2 separate regions of the Homo sapiens genome follow, and region 2 is linked to region 1. Evidence: chromatin loops called from intact Hi-C (ENCODE). Cell type or tissue: dorsolateral prefrontal cortex. All regions are shown on one strand. Each heading gives the region's core, and the rest is flanking DNA. Links, peaks and the distances in the headings are about the cores only.

Region 1 (5,382 bases), core at 102-5,101:
GAAATACTTTGCCACTTTAAAATTTATTTCATATTTCATATATTAGGTTGGTGCATGTATGTATATGCATATATATATATATTTATATATAAATTTTTTTCCACAAATGCAAAGGCATTTATAATATATTTTTAGGTGAAAGAGCATAGGATAGTTTCAAAACAGCAAATATGTAATTCTATATATGTGTATATGTGTATATCTTTAGGAGAACAATAAAAGGATGAAATGCCATACATCTAAGTATCATCAGAGGCTACCTCTGCAAAGTATGATTATGGATGGTCTGCTATAAAGTCTTCTTAATCAGTGCATCTCACACGGTTTGGCTGTGTCCCCACCCAAACCTCATCTTGAATTGTAGCTCCTATAATTCCCGCATGTTGTGGGAGGAACCCAGTGGGAGATAATTGAATCATAGGGGCTGTTTCCCCCATACTGTTCTCATGTAGTGAATAAGTCTCACAAGATCTGATGGTTTTTATAAGGGGTTTCCCCTTTCACTTCGTTCTCATTCTCTCTCTTGCCTGCCTCCATGTAAGATGTGCCTTTCGCCTTCCGCCATGATTGTAAGCCACGTGGAACTGTGAGTCCATTAAACCTCTTTCTTTTGAAATTACCCAGTCTTGGGTATGTCTTTATTAGTGGCAAAAAAAGGGACTAATACAGTATCCAGAGCTTTCTTTGAAATGAACCTATCCATGCTATTTTTAAAAACTCTGAACATTAATGTGACCTTCACCTTTTTCCAAATGTCTGTTAAATTACACAATGGATATATTCTAATTGTAAAAGTTCAAGCAATATAGTAAATATAATAGCATAAATACATAATTTATATTAATGTGTATTATATAATATATAGTATAAATATAAATATGCACTATAAAGGAAAATCCTCCTTTACCGTTATTTTTCAAAGAAAAAAATTAGGCCAGCTTCCATCCCTCACCATTTATAAACACAACCCAGACTTAGTTAAATGCACACCAATGGATTTAGTATCTGAACACAATTTAATAACTGACTATTATTTCAGTTTAATGGGCCCAAGTCGGGAAACCACACAGTCACGGAAGAGGCAGGGCCCAGCTAACTCCGACTAGTGTGCCCATGATGAAATGCCTTTGCCCAGGAGAAGCACTGAGAAACTGGGCTGGTCATATTTTAATATTCCACCCAAGGAGTGCAAGAAGGTAACCTGAGGCATGGAGAGCTCCACCCAGGGCCCAACCCTGGTTTTTAAAGGTGGGCTGTGGTTCTGAAGGCCAGACCAAGGGGCATTGCTTAAATGTCAACTTTAGGAGTGAAATGTGTTCTCCTAAGGCTGTTGATGCTGTAAAAGTCCAGCCAAATTGCACTTTTGATTAGACCTGAGCTGTTTTTATAAAGCTGTGACAAAAACCATTAGTAAGTAAGACTTAAAGAAAGCTTTTATTTCTTCTCATTTATCCCCCTTGCCTTCACATTTACAAAGCTTACAAGGAAAAAAGCCTGCCAGCGTGAATTTCCTCTGTTTCACTATTGCCTGTGAAAAGCATTTTAGGTCCACCGGTAAGAATCTGTTTGTGTAGGTAATTTCTTCTGAGGAAACTTGGATTTTTTTCTGCCTACTGATTGCAAAGGAATGACTTGCATCTCATAAAAGATACAGGTTTGATCATTAGAATCCCTGCACGACTTCTCCCCTTTCTGTGCCCCGATCCCTTAGTGCGTATACAGGGCATAGTCAATTTCTCTGTGCTTCATTTTCCTTGAAATGAGATAAATACAGAATACTCTGGTGATAGTATTGGGAAGAAAGAAACATTTTCTAGAGGTTTCTATTACATTACACATTACCCAGAGACAATGGGGCAACTTAAAAGAATGAAGACATAGAGAGGTTTACAAGAATTTTGGGGAAACACTAAGCAATTAAGCAGAAAAACCTGTAGAACTACAAAGCATTTTACTGTGTTCTGCTAGTATCAAAAGTCTATTTTTGCTTATACTATTAAGTACTTTGATTTGTTGCTTTAGCTGATATTTTCTAGTGCTACCTGTCAAATTATAATGATTATTTTCAAGAATCCACTACCTCTCTGCATTTTAAGCAATACCTATTGTAGATATATGTAAGCTCTAACATAGTCAAATAAGACCATAGGCTCTTCCCAGACCTATCCACCAGTTCTGAATCCACATAGATCAGATAATATTTTTAAATGCTGGACTGACTGACTGGCCCCCTCTGCTACTGGAAAGATTATAGGGTGGTGCTAAAGAGCGTGAGTTTGGAGCAGAGGCTGGAGTTTGGGTGCCAGCTCTGGCGCTCATTCACTTTTTCCTTTTAGCAAGTTCCCTAGCCTGAGTCTGTTTTCTCATCTATAAAATGGGATGATAACACCTATCTCACAGAACTGTAGGAGGTTAAAATAAAATCATGCATAGTAAGCTCTTAGTCCAGTGCCAGGTAGGGAGTACCCATCTTATAAGTGTATTGGAACCTCTTTCCCATACCACAATACAGACGTCGTTGGTCTCCTGTGGTTTGCAAAGCCATCTTCCACTCATCTCTGCTTCTTGCCATCTTTCTGCAGCTCTACGAGATATTCCCTCAGGACACGGACCAGTCAGTACATGTCCCCTCTTTTTCCTACGCTTTCCTACTATTTTGTCTTTTTCCTACTATTTTGTCTTGGATCCATTCTCCCTCCCAGATAGTTAACCTCATGAGGGCAGAGAATTGTTTGCTATTTTGCGTACAGAAATATCGGAGAGCATGTCCTTGGACTTCTGACAGGACATAGAATGGAGGGGTGTGGAATCGATTTGCTATAATTCACAAAGGGCAGGGTTTCAAACACAGATGGAAATGGAGGCCCAGAGAGGGAAAATAACCTTCCCCAAAACATAGAGCCTCCTTTTGCTGAAGCTGGAACAGGCGTCCCTCTGTATGGCAGTGGGATCCCCATGTTGCCTCTCTGGGCACCTTCCTCAGCTGCTCTCTCTGAACCCATTACTCATTGTTCACCCATTCAGTCCACAGAATGGTTAGTTCTTAGATGTGTTTGCACTCATCTCTGCTTTGCGGTTTAATCTAGGAGAACTGGTCTCTTTAAGGGGGCTGGCCTCATCCCAGGATACCAACAGAAGGTTCTGTCTTGTCATTTGGCACCTGCAAGCTTCCAGTGATGCAAGAAGCTAGATGCGCTGCATGTTCTGCATCCAAGTCGCTCAGCCACGTTGATTCTGGGATGCAGTCAGTCCCTGGCAAACCTTTGGCTTGGCCTGCAGCTTGATTCCATGTTGGTGCCATGTAATGTTTGCCAGTCTCCTGAATAAAGAAAGATTCAGGACAGCTTCTGGTACTGCCAATCAAGGCTTAAACTTTCCATCCTATGTGAGTGAGCCTTGGTTGGTCTTACAGCTCCCTTTAAATTAAAATAGCCAAGTGATTAAATATTCATGCTTTGCTTATTTCAGTATATTTAATTTATTATGTATCACTTTTCTTGGGTTTTATATAAACTTGCCTGAGGACTTTCTTTTTTTCAGCTTAAATTCTGGCAGAATGTTCCCTTTTCCTTGGCAGGGTGTTGATTAGTTAAAGTCTGCTTAGCTCAGAAGCTTTTTTTTTTTTTTTTTTTTTACAGATTGCTCTTGCACTTTAATAAAAATGATATTATGGTCATTATCACCAACATTAATCAATCTTTAGTGATCATTAATGTGGCACCTAAGATGAGGTGCCATTAAAACATCTACTTCATTTTATTCCAAGCCTGGAATCATTGCCTTCAGTTTTTCTACCCAACATTTTCTATTCACTTAGGATGGGAAAAATGAAGGAGAGACTGGTTTCTTTTATTCTGCCCATTTCTGTCATGGATAAAAATGAAATCATATCTTTCTTCTATCTTTTTACAGAGTAGGTCTTCACCAAATTCTGTCTTGTAACTGTCTTAGTTTGGCAGATGTGATCAGAGGGCTATTTCTCAGACCTGATGAGTAGGCTACCTCTTCTTCTAAAGCTTTCCTAATGCCTAGATTTATAATGTAAAGCATGATTGAGGCTGGAGTGGGGCTCAGAGATCATACTGATGCATAGAAGTTTTCCTCCCTCATCTAAAGCAAGGAGGTAAAAAAACACACACACACAATTGATTGGATTTCACAAAGCTTCTAATTGCTGCTTTTTGAGAGCTATTTTTCTCTTTTTAAAAAGTCATAAGGTCCTGCTGGATGCAATTTCAAAATATATGAATAATGATCCCTTGATTATAAAGAGCTAATTAAAAATTTCAGGCTTTGTCCCCACCATCTTAAACTTGCACTACCTCTTGCCACCACCCACACAGCATCTGCTGGAGCCTAAAAATGAGTTTCAGTATTAGCCTATGAAAATAACAAAACAAAGTTAGAAATTAAAATTAGCTGCCAAAGAAGAAATCATATGTCACTCCTCTGCTCAAAAACACTGTATAAACACCAAGAAAAGAAAGAAAAAAGGAAGGAGGAAGGCAGAGAGGGAGGGAGAGAGAATGGAGAAGAAGGCACAGAGGAAGGGAGGAAAAAAGGGAGGGAGGAAGGAAAGAGGGAGGGAGGGAAGGGAGGAAGGGAGGAAGGGAAGAGGGAGGGAAGGAAGGAAGGAGGGAAGGAGGGAGAGAGAAAGGGAGGGAGAAAGGGAGGGAGGGAGAAAGGGAGGGAAGGGAAGGGAGGAAGGAAGAGAGGAAGGGAGGGAGGAAGGGGAGGGAGGGAAGAAGGTAGGAAGGAAGGAAAGGAAGGACAGGAGGGAAAGGAAGGAAAGGAAGGACAGGAGGGAGATCAGACACACTAGATAGAAACTTAAGAAATGTGCAGGAAGTGTATGAAGGAAATTTTAAGAGTTCCTGTGGGACATAAAACAAGGTTTAATAATAGACATCTAATTTTGAATTGAAACAAATAATCTTTTGAAAAGATAATTTTTTTCCAAATTAATTTGTAAACTTCATGTATTCATAAACGAAATTTTTAAAAAGAACTTTAAAAAAGCCATTCTAAATCTTCTATTATCTGGAAGACTAGTTAAGAATAATAAATTTTGTTAAAAAAATTAGGGAATACTGGTTTTGCCAGATATGAAATTTAAAAGATAAAATAATTAAAATGATGCTTACTGATATAAGAATAGACTGATGGGTTAAAAAAAACAGGAACAAACACATGTATATATGAATATACACTTTTTATAAAAGGAAATTTATTAAAAGATATATAAGTTCCTGTTGGGCAGGTTGGCAAGGGACAATGCCAGGAAACTCAATAATTTAATAAATGATACCAAATGTGCCTGTCCCAGAAAAAAGTTGCCAGAGACATCTCTCAGCTCTATTGAGAAGAATGGCCTCCTTGATG
Region 2 (5,382 bases), core at 180-5,179, 160 kb before region 1:
ACATATCATTTGAAGTAACCTTGGATTGGGAAATGGTTTGTAAATTTTTTTAGCCCTTCTCATATTTATTATGGCCAAATGTAAAATTGTTAGTCTCTGGGATGGCCTAGAATAAATATTTATGGTTTTCCACTCACATAAAACAAGAGTAGAGTTATTCCCCATGTGTCTTAGACTTATTTGGCTCTAAAGAGTGAAACTCCACCTGCTTCATAACTATAACTCCTAACAAGTTTATATTTCTTTATGTGCCCATCTTTCCTTTCAATATATTATTCTTTCCTAAGTTTCTATTTTTTCTCAGAAAATTTTGAAATCCAATGGAATTTGCATTTCTGCTTCTTTCTTCTAGTTGTATCTTTTTAAGAAAACCAGCAAACAATGGCTTATGTTAATGAGGTGTCATGAGAAATACAAAGGAAGCAGAGACACCAGTCTTTGCTCTTCTGCTGTTTATAGTATTGTATATCATGGTATGCAGTCACCTGGTGTTCTGCTTTTACAGGAGGGTTTATTAAGTATGAGGCATTGGGCATTCATATCATGGTTGGCCCTGAAACCTGGAGGTGTTCCTCTGCCACTGCTGAAGAGCAGGTGGTTACTGAAAGAGAACAAGGTGAAGGCCCATTTAAAATCGGGCCTCAAATAAATGTGAATACCTTTGGAATTGTTTGTTTGTCCAGGCTTCTGATTTCAAGTGAGTTGTATTTGTCAGGTAACACTATGGCAATGGGAGCATTAAATTAAGAGGTAAATTGGACATTCTATCCATAGGTGCCTCCCTCTTGACTTGGAGGAGACAGGCAGGTCTGATTTTGGCACATTTGGGAATATGGGAGCAAACACATGCCAGCTCCTTCAGGCTGCTAATCATAGCTTGGATGTCGTTTGCCTCAGGCAGCAACAAGGATTTATTAAGCCCCCATGTGGGGCATGGCATTGGATTAAGAACTCAGATTCTGTTGAGGCTCTGGCTTTGGAATTCAATCTTATACTTTTGCTTGAGGTAAGAAAGCATTCACAGTAACCTCATTCTTCTGCAATGCTCAGATGATGACTAAAGAAAAAATCATTCCAGTGAGCCAACATTAGGTATCCCATCCTCTGGCACAAAGAATCAGGGAAGAGGTATTTAAATAGAGCAAAACCACATCAGTTTGAAATTCAACGACCTGAAACCAGACAGTCAGAGATGGAATCACAGAATGTGAGAATCAGAAGGTAATTTAGTGATCACCTAGGCCACTGGTTTCCAAACTTTAGCATGCATTGTGATCACCTGGTGGGCTTGTCAAAATAGAGACTGCTGGACCCTAATGCCCAGGAACTATAATTTGGTAGGTCTGGGACCTATCCGAGAATTAAGAACTTAATTGGGTTGGATCCAAGAATTTGCATTGCTAACCAGTTCCCATATAATAGCGATGTCACTGGTTTGGCTACCACATCTTGAGAGCCACTGATTTAGATGACTCCTGTACTTTACAAGTAAGGAAACTGGAATGGAAAGTTGAACTGTTCAAGGTAACAGTGCAGAAAATGAAAGGGCCAAGGCTAAATCTAGTTCTTTTGAGTTCAGGTTCATTGTTCTTATTTCTGTTCCACCATTCATGACATAAATTTACTGTGTCTACAATAACATATATTTTCTTAGGAATAATAGGAAACTCCCCAAATCTTTGCATTCCCACTTGGTATTAATCGACTTTGGGAAGTCATGTAACCACTCTACTGTTTCAGTTTCTGTAAAGTGGGAAAAATAGTAATACTTGTAATAATAGGATAACAATCCTCTCTGATATGATGGTTGTGAGGATTGACATATAATATTATAGATATATAGGTATATACATCAAATATTTATAAAGTTCTTAGAATAGTGCTTTGCAAACTGCAATTATTGTTACTAAATATTAGCTATTTCTAATTATTTTGAAAATATTTTATATTACCAAGATTTCACTCTATCTGGTCAAACTGGTTGATATAAGAATAGTAAAGGTGACTAAGAGAAAAAAAGTCAGAATATGGCTAATCCCAAAACAGATTATTTAAAATAATTGGATTTTAGAGTGAGTGTGATCTTCTAAATTATCTACTCCAGCCCTCTCTTCCTATGCAGGAAACAGAGAAGTCACAGAGAAATTAAGTGATGTGTTTAAGCTTTTGTAGCTAATTAGCCGTACTGGAGTTCTAGAACTCAGTTTAATCCTATGCTAGTCAATATTTTTGAATGTAGCATTATATTTTCTTAGTCCACTTTCTTTTGCTCATAAAAGAATATCTGAGACTGGATAATTTATAAGAAACACAATTAATTTTTTATAGTTCCGAAGATGGGGAAGTCCAAGGTTGAGGGGTTATATCTGGTGAGAGCCTTCTTGCTGAGACCCTGCAGAGTTCCAAGGTGGCACAGGGCATCACATGGTGAAGGCGCTGAGCATGCTGGCTCACGTCTCTCTTCCTCTTTCTATAAAACCACCAGTCCTACTCCCATAATAACCCATTAATCCATTAACCTGAAAATCCATTAATGCACGAATGGCTCTACCCTCATGCTCCAATCACCTTTTAAAGGGGTCACCTCTCAATACTGCCACATTCGGGATTAAGTTTTCAACATGAATTTTAGAGGGGACCTTTAAACCATAATGAATATCTTCTTACAGTGTTATCTCTATTTCCTAGTGCTATGAATTCAGCTGAATTGTAGAGTTGACAACATACCGTTGCTTCAGTATCTTGTCCTGCTTGTTCTGAATGCTTTTTCCTAAATGCTTTATTGTTGTTGCTGTTGTTGTTGTTCCTGCATAGGGCAAAATGAGATGCCTTTATTTCTATTAAGTTTCAAAAATACTCAGAAGGATATGTGAAGCTATTTCCTACCTGCTTGTTATTCTACTGTGTTTCCCCTGAAACTTTCCATGTCTTGAGATGACTCAATACCATGGAAAGCAAATTATTATTCAATTTAAAAATCAAGACTCATTTAAGGTATCTAAATTCCAATTTGGACAGCAAAAGGTTAATAGCGCATAGAAAAAATTCCAGCAGCCCACAAATCTAAGCATAATTATGTATGAACATGAGGCTTTTATTGCTGTCAAAATTAATCACTTTTCAACTTCCAGCTGTTAAAACCCTTCTGGCAGTTCTCCAAGCAATTCCCCTACAGTTACTTTTCCTTCAATTAATTTCTGGTGCAGTTCACAGGCTCCTGTTACATAAGCAGCAACTGAAAAGTTGACTTCTTGGGCTTTCTTTCTCTTTCCTTCCTTTCTTCCTTTGCTTAAAACTAGAAAACGACAGAATATGAAGCTTACTACTTTTACTCTTTCAGCTTGACTCTTAAAATCTAGAAACGAGCAGTGTGGAATTAAAGTATTAGTATTTATTATAAAGCACTTTATGTGTGTGAAGTGATTTGTAATAATTTTTATTAGCCATTTCTTTCCACCGTCCTCTGAGGTACGTGAATGTTGTTATGTTTGCACTCTACAGCCCCACCCACTTTTCTCCCCCAGAAACTTTGCAGGAAATGGAATTTACAAATCTTCAGCACTGGGTTTAACCCCGATGGTATGCACCATTTATTTCTGGGATGGTGGCTACCTTCGCCACTCCTGTAGGCATACAGGTTTGTTGTGGTGGGAATTATCTCAGAAGGAGAAGCCGTGAGGTGCCTGAAGCTGCCCAGTTGCCTCAAAGCTCTCGTGGTGGACTGCACCCCCAACCCCCATTCTAGAAGCAGCTGCCAAGAGACTGGTTGAGTTCTGAAGGGCAGAGGCCTGTGGTAAACTATGCCATTGTGTTGACTATGAATCCTCAAGGAGATTGATAAATGATCACAGTGTATGATTGTATGAAAGTCTGCATCTTTGCATTTGCTTGGCACAGACCGAGTGCTTGCACATGGGTACTGGGTCAGATGTGTTGTCTTTCCAGTCTTCCTTCCTGGGATTCCAGAAGAATAGTCCTTGCATCCTTTCTCACTGCTGTAGAGATCTGAATGAAGGCCGACGCTGCGCTTCCTAGGGACGGGGAGTTCTAATTCCTCTCACCTCACCTGCATTATCAGGGCATATGCTCTTCCACATCTGAGTGAGTTAAGCCAGTTTCATTTCCCTGGTTTGTCTCTTCCAGCTCCCTCCAAAGTTGCCTGCCCTCTTCACACCTGGGGTGGAGGGCGCCTTCCCTGGGCACCCTCCTTCTCCTCCTCATCCACCCTGCTTCATGCTGTTCCATAATTGCACGTTAAAATGCTGTAATGAACAGATGCTTCTAGTGTGTAGTCTCTTTGTAATTTCTGCTATCATCCTCCATTTTCATGCAAAATTAATGTATTTCCAGATGCTGATTCCTGAGTCTTTCTACCCGATAGTGGCAGTGCATGAGATTTGAAACTGGGCAAGGGGGTATGAAGATGTGTTTGGGGCAGAGGTAAAAGAGTAAAGAGGTCTTGCCTATTAAAAAAAATGTAAGAATGCAGCAAACACCTTGTAGTGCCTGTTTGTTTTATCATGAATATGCAGTTCTGTGCTACCCTGTATTTATGTGGTTGGGAGGAGAGACTGCAGATGCAGGGGAAATCTTCATTCCATTCTTATCATTCAGACTCTAAAGTGGCTTGTCATTGAAAATTTGGGCTTTGAAAATTCAAGGCTGTCATAATTTAGGCTATGGAGCAAGATTTCTTGTCCAAGCAGGAGTCTTGCTGGTCAGTGGGCTGGGGAGTGATTTGTGTGAATTTATCTCAGCACGAGTCCCCTGAGGCTGGTTTCTAGGCTGCCTTGGTTAAAAATAGCCTGTTGATGAAATCACATCCTAGCTCAAACCTAGCCCAAGGAAATGGCTCAAGGCCCGAGCACCTTACTGGAATATGAAGCAGAGACAGATTCACCAAGAAGTCATCAGATTGTCCCTTTACTACAATTTGCACTGCAGTGAAAAATCTGTGTCAACCTCTCCCTCCTCTTTCAAAAATTAGCTGGTTAGATTCTCACAGGACTGCGTTATTTGACTCCAGTCAGGGTAATTTGGACAAATCTTACTGAGCCCTGAATTGATGGTCTAGAGTGAATTGAGTCAGGATTAAAGTCAGGATTCTCTGAGTCTGACGACCAGAGGCCAAGACTCTTCCTTTGGGAAGCTGCCAAGACATCTAAGAGACAGGCTGGAGATCATGTTGAGAGCACCAAGGCCAGGAAGGACTGCTGATGAAGTTTTGTCCTTCTGTTCAGTATTTAACGTACTTCCTATTTGTAAGACATTCCTTAAAAATTGCTACAGGCACAGTTTTTGTTAATTGGCTTATATAACATGCATGAATATTATTTTTCACTGAAAATACCTTTTTGTACATTATGTGCTTGTTTCCTTAAT

What was found. Hi-C counts contacts between places; a loop is a spot of excess contacts. Peaks named below come from ENCODE experiments on the same cell type or tissue, not always from the same donor. Only the 100,000 strongest peaks of a DNase experiment are listed, where the experiment ranks them.
Region 2: it touches region 1 in a loop (2.3-fold over the local background); 4 of 110 quality-filtered maps call a loop at or near these places.

What each region holds. Positions count from the first base shown.
Region 1 is chr5:74,225,105-74,230,486 of GRCh38, reverse strand. No RefSeq gene overlaps it. Among named protein-coding and RNA genes, the nearest start is that of LINC01335, 81 kb to the left of the region's middle. In dorsolateral prefrontal cortex, for the core only: no CTCF peak of the experiment used is centred there; a DNase peak (open chromatin) is centred at 3,176; H3K27ac peaks cover 1,783 bases.
Region 2 is chr5:74,382,820-74,388,201 of GRCh38, reverse strand. The region is part of intron 2 of LINC01331 (long intergenic non-protein coding RNA 1331); the gene reads left to right. Among named protein-coding and RNA genes, the nearest start is that of LINC01333, 64 kb to the right of the region's middle. In dorsolateral prefrontal cortex, for the core only: no CTCF peak of the experiment used is centred there; no DNase peak of the experiment used is centred there; H3K27ac peaks cover 1,292 bases.